2 separate regions of the Homo sapiens genome follow, and region 1 is linked to region 2. Evidence: chromatin contacts called from ENCODE Hi-C or POLR2A ChIA-PET data. All regions are on one chromosome and are shown on one strand. The core of a region is the stretch at or near the end of the contact, and the rest is flanking DNA. Distances in the headings are between cores, read along the strand shown.

The links. Hi-C counts contacts between places; a loop is a spot of excess contacts on that map. ChIA-PET counts read pairs that join two places held with the same protein, here RNA polymerase II (POLR2A). Pooled maps may share reads with other maps.
Region 1: a map with no recorded cell type shows a loop between it and region 2 (2.0-fold over the local background). The contact joins two enhancer-like sites. A Hi-C loop is called at or near these places in 2 of 168 maps with a recorded cell type or tissue (CD4-positive, alpha-beta memory T cell and OCI-LY7), 3 of 37 single-sample maps with no recorded cell type and 6 of 50 pooled maps. POLR2A ChIA-PET finds 5 or more read pairs at or near these places in 1 of 52 experiments (BJ).

What each region holds. Positions count from the first base shown.
Region 1 is chr9:92,714,415-92,717,352 of GRCh38, forward strand. It overlaps BICD2 (BICD cargo adaptor 2), which reads right to left. Exons shown (of 7, transcript NM_001003800.2): 7 at 1-1,049. The coding sequence ends at 740. Among named protein-coding and RNA genes, the nearest start is that of IPPK, 46 kb to the left of the region's middle. RefSeq lists an enhancer at 2,849-2,938. Within about 2 kb of position 1,522, at least 7 of the 41 ENCODE cell types and tissues checked have a DNase peak (open chromatin) inside an H3K27ac peak, as active enhancers do.
Region 2 is chr9:92,967,780-92,970,496 of GRCh38, forward strand. All of the region lies in intron 1 of FGD3 (FYVE, RhoGEF and PH domain containing 3), which reads left to right. Among named protein-coding and RNA genes, the nearest start is that of FGD3, 22 kb to the left of the region's middle. RefSeq lists an enhancer at 2,426-2,717. Within about 2 kb of position 1,397, at least 8 of the 41 ENCODE cell types and tissues checked have a DNase peak (open chromatin) inside an H3K27ac peak, as active enhancers do.

The DNA of each region.
Region 1 (2,938 bases), core at 272-2,771, 250 kb before region 2:
CTTGGGCCCTGCCAATCTGTCACCTCACAGGCCACTATACAAGCATCCTGATCTCAGAAATGAGAAACCGAGCTCTGGATTCCTGGGTTATGGTCAGCTGTGTCTGTGCCATGTGTGTCTGGCCAGCAGAATACAGGGGCTCAGGGCTGCTCTTCTCTGGGCTTGGGGAAGAAATTCTGCACTTCTTTCCTGAATATGATTTGCAGTCAGATACTGCATAAACTACAACGTACTCCTTTCCATGAAACTATGCCAAGTGCAAAGCCATCCTCTGAGGTCGTACCTATGCTGCAGGCTGGAACCTCCTAAAACTGCTTTCTAGTGCTGACATTAGACACATGCGAGGAACATGCAAGTCTCAACTCAGGTTCTGCCCCTTTTGGGTGCTGAGGGAGCAGGACCAGGACTCCTCCCTTGGGTTTCCCCACGGGTGCGCAGGGCTTAGAAGATGCTTTCATCACACATCTGCTGCAAGAATGTGCAGCTCTATCCCCACCTCTGACCCCCACCTAAGAGAGCAGCTGAGGACTGGGTGCTCCTGAGGGGGCTTTGAGGAGTGAGAAGCGACACAAAGCTCTCACAAGTGTCCTGCTGATGCAACGCCCCATGGCGCCTCGGCTAGACTCCTACCCTCTGTGCATTAGTCACGTTAAGATTGACCTAGCACCGCCGTCCCGCTGCTGCTGGGTTAGTTGAGGTGAAGCAGATGTTAGCTGCAGCGTGCGGCGCCCCACAGCCCCTAATCACAGTAAATGCTGTGCTTCTCGCTGCAGAACACCTGGTTGGCCAGCCCGGTGCCCTCGGCCCTGTCGCTGGCACAGGCACAGGTGTGACTTACGCTCGGTGTGGCTGGCTTGGTCTTCGGGGCGGCTTTGGCACGGCCACGCCGGGTCTGCTCATGGTCCAGCTCGAGCAGCTCCAGCCGCTGGGTCAGCGCCAGCTTCTGCTGGATGGCCATGCGCAGCAGCGAGTTCAGCGTCTTCTTCTCGTCCTCAGCAGCCGCCAGCTGCCGCTGCATCTCATCCAGCTGTGTAATGTACTCGTCACACCTGTGGGTACCAAAAACATGACTGAGGGGCGGGCAGAGCCGAGCAGAGGAGGGCAGGGCAGGGCAGGGCTAAGCTGCACGGCCCTCTGACAGCCCTATACCAGAGCCATCCTTCAATGTGGCCTCTGGACTGGAGGGTGTGGCTGGGGAAGAATTATTCTGGCTTATTTTAGCACAGGCTTTGCTTGGACAAATCCCTGATAAGGGTGAGAGGGAGGCTTGGGCCCAGGCAGGGCAGCCCTATGAGGCTGGCTTGAGTTTTGTGGTTTTGTGGGGGAGGGGCTGCTTTGCTCTTTCAGCTGCATGTAGTGCTTACAAACAGGCTATGCCCCTCAGCGACTGGGCTTCTTCTAGGAGGCGCTCTCCCCGCTTAAAGGCCTCGAGGTGGCCTGGGGCATCAAGACATGGAGAAGCCATGGCTTCTAGGGTGTGGATGTAAATCTAAGCAGGACTGGGCTTGTTCCCAAGGTCGATGCTTCGTCAGTCTGTGCTGAGCACTGACCAGAGCCAAGGAACCACGTGTGTGGACGCCATCAACAGCTTCATCCTGAAACCCGGGTGCGGAGCTGTGGGAGGGTGTGGTCTGTCCCTGGATGCCCTTCTTCCACATGTCCCATATGGGTGGGGCTTGGTAGAGACAAAGGGCGGGTTAAATCCCAGGGCTCCCAGGGCGGTGAGGCTGTGCAGGCACTGAGCACAGCCCCACCCTGCCCACACGCACCCTACTCTGCCTGTCCCCACCTGCCAGGAGCCGGCCCTTGGATAGCACCCTCTCCAAGGACTCTGCTGCCCACCCTTTTGAGGGCACACAGAGCTGTGATCCCTGCAGATTCAAAATCTTGGCTCCATCTGAAAAGTTTTTAAATAAAACAAATTTTAAAAGGTAGGGTTTACATGCCAGATACTGAGAAACTGTGGGATTTTTTCCCCAAGCCCCAGGAAGACAGGACGCTTCCAGAGAAATCCTGGGACTCTTCCTTGTCTGTACCCTGCTCTGGCACGTCCTGCAGGGATACTGAGAAACTGGGAGTGCACGGCACCAGGCTTGAGAGAAGCAGGCCCTATGTGCATGCAGTTCCCACCCTGTCCAGCTCAGATCCTCAGCTTGCTCACCCATAAAAAGGAAACATCTAGGTTATCTGCTGGGCCCATGGTGGGCCTGGCTGTCCCCCATGCAGGGCTGACCCCATGGTGCTATCCCAACATGACCCAGCAGGTGGCGCTACCCATCTTTGGAAAGTGAAAGACAGCGGTACCTGTCAGGGGGCACCTGGGAAGATGCTGAAACCAGGACCTGCCCCACAGAGGCCTGTGAACACTTAGGGAGCCTCGATTCCCAGCCTTGGGGTCTGAGTCCCAGCCAGGGAGGGGTGTGCACCCACCAGGGGCAGCCCACCTCAGAGCCCATTACTAAGAGCCCTCCACAGAGGAAGAAAGAAAGCTGGTCTCCTCCAAGCCCCGGCCCTCTCCTCACCCTCCCCAGATTGGCAAAGTAGAGGATGGGAGGTGAGTACCCAGCGGTCACAATGACGCAGAGGTACAGGGCTATGCACAGAGGTGGGACCCGAACTGTGGACCCCAGCAGTGACCTGCTCCAGCCAGGAGGATAATCTTCCTTCTGAATCTACAAACATAAATACACACTTGTGCCATATGGCCAAGTTCTTGGGGGCAAATACCTCATGAGAGGAAAGGCCAGGACTCCTCTGTCACCTGTTGGCCCCAAGTTAAGTCCCTGTAAATGTTGGATTCAAGGGGTGGGAGCCCAAGCATCCCCTGAAGCTATGCAACTCTGGCCCATCCACTCCAGGATCTGCTCTCCTCAGCCCTTCTGCCCTCAGTCTCCATATATGCAAAGCAGAGACAAGCCTGGGCCTGCTGCGGTTTCAT
Region 2 (2,717 bases), core at 147-2,646:
GACCAGGCTGGTCTCAATCTCTTGACCTCGTGATCCGCCCGCCTCGGCCTCCCAAGATGCTGGGATTACAGGCATGAGCCACTGCGCCCGGCCTCCTTCTGTTTAAGGCTGAACATGATTCTGTTCTATGGAGAGGCCACCTTTTCTTTATCCAGGTTTCTAGGGATGGACACTTGAGGGGCTTCCACCCTTTGGCTGTTGTAGGGAATGCTGCTATGTATGTGGGTGTACAAGTACCTGTTTAAGACCCTGCTTTCAAACCTTTTGGGAGAAACATTCTTGACTAGATGGACTCACATGGGAAACTGGTGTTGGTTTAAATGTGGCTGCCCTAAGAAAAGCTGCCGCATCCTTGGGAGAGGTAGATACCCCCCGCCCACCAGCCCCCGATTCCAGGCTGTCCAGCCTCTTCTCCCAGTCCACAGTCACAGCGTCATGCCAGGGCTATGGGTCATGAAGACTCATACAGTCTTAAACAGTAGAAGTAACTTGTTAAGGTGGCGGTGTGAGCCATATTTGTGAGTGTCTGCTCATGGCATGACTACAAACGGGGAGGTGCTGCGTTGATCTGCCTCCTCTTCTCCCTGCTCAGCTTGCCCTCACTTCCTGCCCTCTCCGAGGCCCCTCTGACCCCCATCCCAATTCAGGAGCATGTAGCACCTCACTGAGTTCTCAGCAGAGATGATGGAGACCCCTCCTCCATCCACTCCCACAGCAGACAGGGCATTTCCCAGGCTGAGACCCCAAGGTAATTACTCTGGGCTTCCAGGCACCGCTAGGTCACAAGGTGGCTTTAATTTTTGTTTTCTTTTCTTTTTTCTTTCTTTCTTTTTTTTTTTTTTGACACGGAGTCTCACTCTGTGGCCCAGGCTGGAGTGCAGTGGTGTGATCTCCTCACTGCAACCTCCGCCTCATGGGTACAAGCAATTCTCCTGTCTCAGCCTCCAGAATAGCTGGGACTACAGATGCAAGCCATCACGCCTGGCTAATTTTTGTATTTTTAGTAGAGATGGGGTTTCACCATATTCATCAGGCTGGTCTCGAACTCCTGACCTCAGGTGGAGGTCTGCCAAAGTGCCTTAGCCTCCCAAAGTGCTGGGATTGCAGGTGTAAGCCACTGCGCCCAGCCTGGTGGCTTTAATTGACTGCCATTGGGCATTACATCTGGGCATGGCCAGGGTGCCCTGGGCCTTGCTCACTGTGGGTGGCCTCAGTGGGTTTGGGACCTCAAGGCACCAAAGTTAAGCCAGTGAGAAGCCATATGGGGACCAGCGGATATAGGCAGTTCACATGGTTTATTGTATCACCTAGAGGCACTTACAGTATTGCCTGGATTCTCTATCACAGGGTAACCCACAAGGGAGATCTTGTCGTCATCATCCCTCATGATTCTGGGCCACCCGGGTGCAGCGGGCGGCTCTTGCCCACAGGGCTGGGACCCATTGCATAAGGCTTCCCCCAAAGGCTTCAGGCCTGGCTGCCACCTGCTGTCGGCGGGGATGCCCCCGCATGCCTCTCTGAGTGGCTAAGCCTCCCTCACAGTGAGGTGCTGGCTTCCAAGTGTGAGAGCCCAGAGCTGTCTTCCCTCCTGACCTGGCCTCCCACATGCTGCCCTCTCTAGTTACAGCGAGTCTCTTAGGGGCTCTGTATTTAGGGGAGGGATGTCAGAGTCCGCTTTTAGATTGAAGTGGCATCAAAGAATATACGGGCAGTTTAAAAACCACCACTAACGCGTTTGTTGCTCCCCCTACATAACATGCCATTGTTATGGAGCCTCCTGTGTGCCGGGGGCCACTGGGCCACTCCAGCGACAGGACAAGGGAGGTCCCTGCCTACTAGGTTCCAGGCAGCACAGTGGACAGGTGCCGTGGTGGGTTTCTTTCAGATGGGGGGGGACTCCCGCACGGCCTCCCGGGAAGGGACATCTGGTGGCAGATAGAGCTGGGTGGTAGGCAGACTGGTGGCCCATCTGTGGGACCAGCCCTGCCTATCTGGGGGACCGCTGCACTGTGGAGGGACACGGGGCGGGGGCCAGAGCACTTCATCCCCCTGCTCACTGGCTGCTGTGATGGAGACACATGAACAGTTCTAGGACACCCTGGATTCTGGGGCATTCTAAATTTCTTCAGGTTTGTGGATTTCCTCGTGCTACAAGGTGGCAGCCCTGAGTGTCTGGGACCTGTTCCCTGGCTGAGTCCACAGTGGGCACGGCTCATCTGGGTCAGCAGCTCCAGCCTTGCTCACCTCAGGCGGCTCAGGGCTTCTTAAAGGGAAAGCTGAGGTGGCTGCATACAGAGAACTGACCTCGGCTTCCTCAATGCCCCTGTGGAAACATAGGCATAGCCCTGGGCGGACCAGAGTGACCCAAGCCCGGGGGCTTCCAGCACCTGTGTCCCAGGGCCAGCCTCTCTGAGCCTCGGCGTCCTCATATGAAGGACAGAAACGTCCCCTGCGAATGTGAGAAAGGGCTCAGCACTGACCCTGGGCATGGGTGTGCATGGGTGTACTTGCCTTATATGTGTGTATGCATTGTCAACCTAAAATAATCAAGAGAATCAGAATATAGTCTAAAGAGAGTTTATTCAAGCACAAGGTTGAGGACTGCAGCCAGGGAGACACTTCCAAGTTGCCTCAAGGAATGTCTGGAGAACAAAAGAGAGGCTCAAGTGTTTAAAGAAAAGAAAGGATGAATCAGGAGAGGGGGTGGTGACCATTGT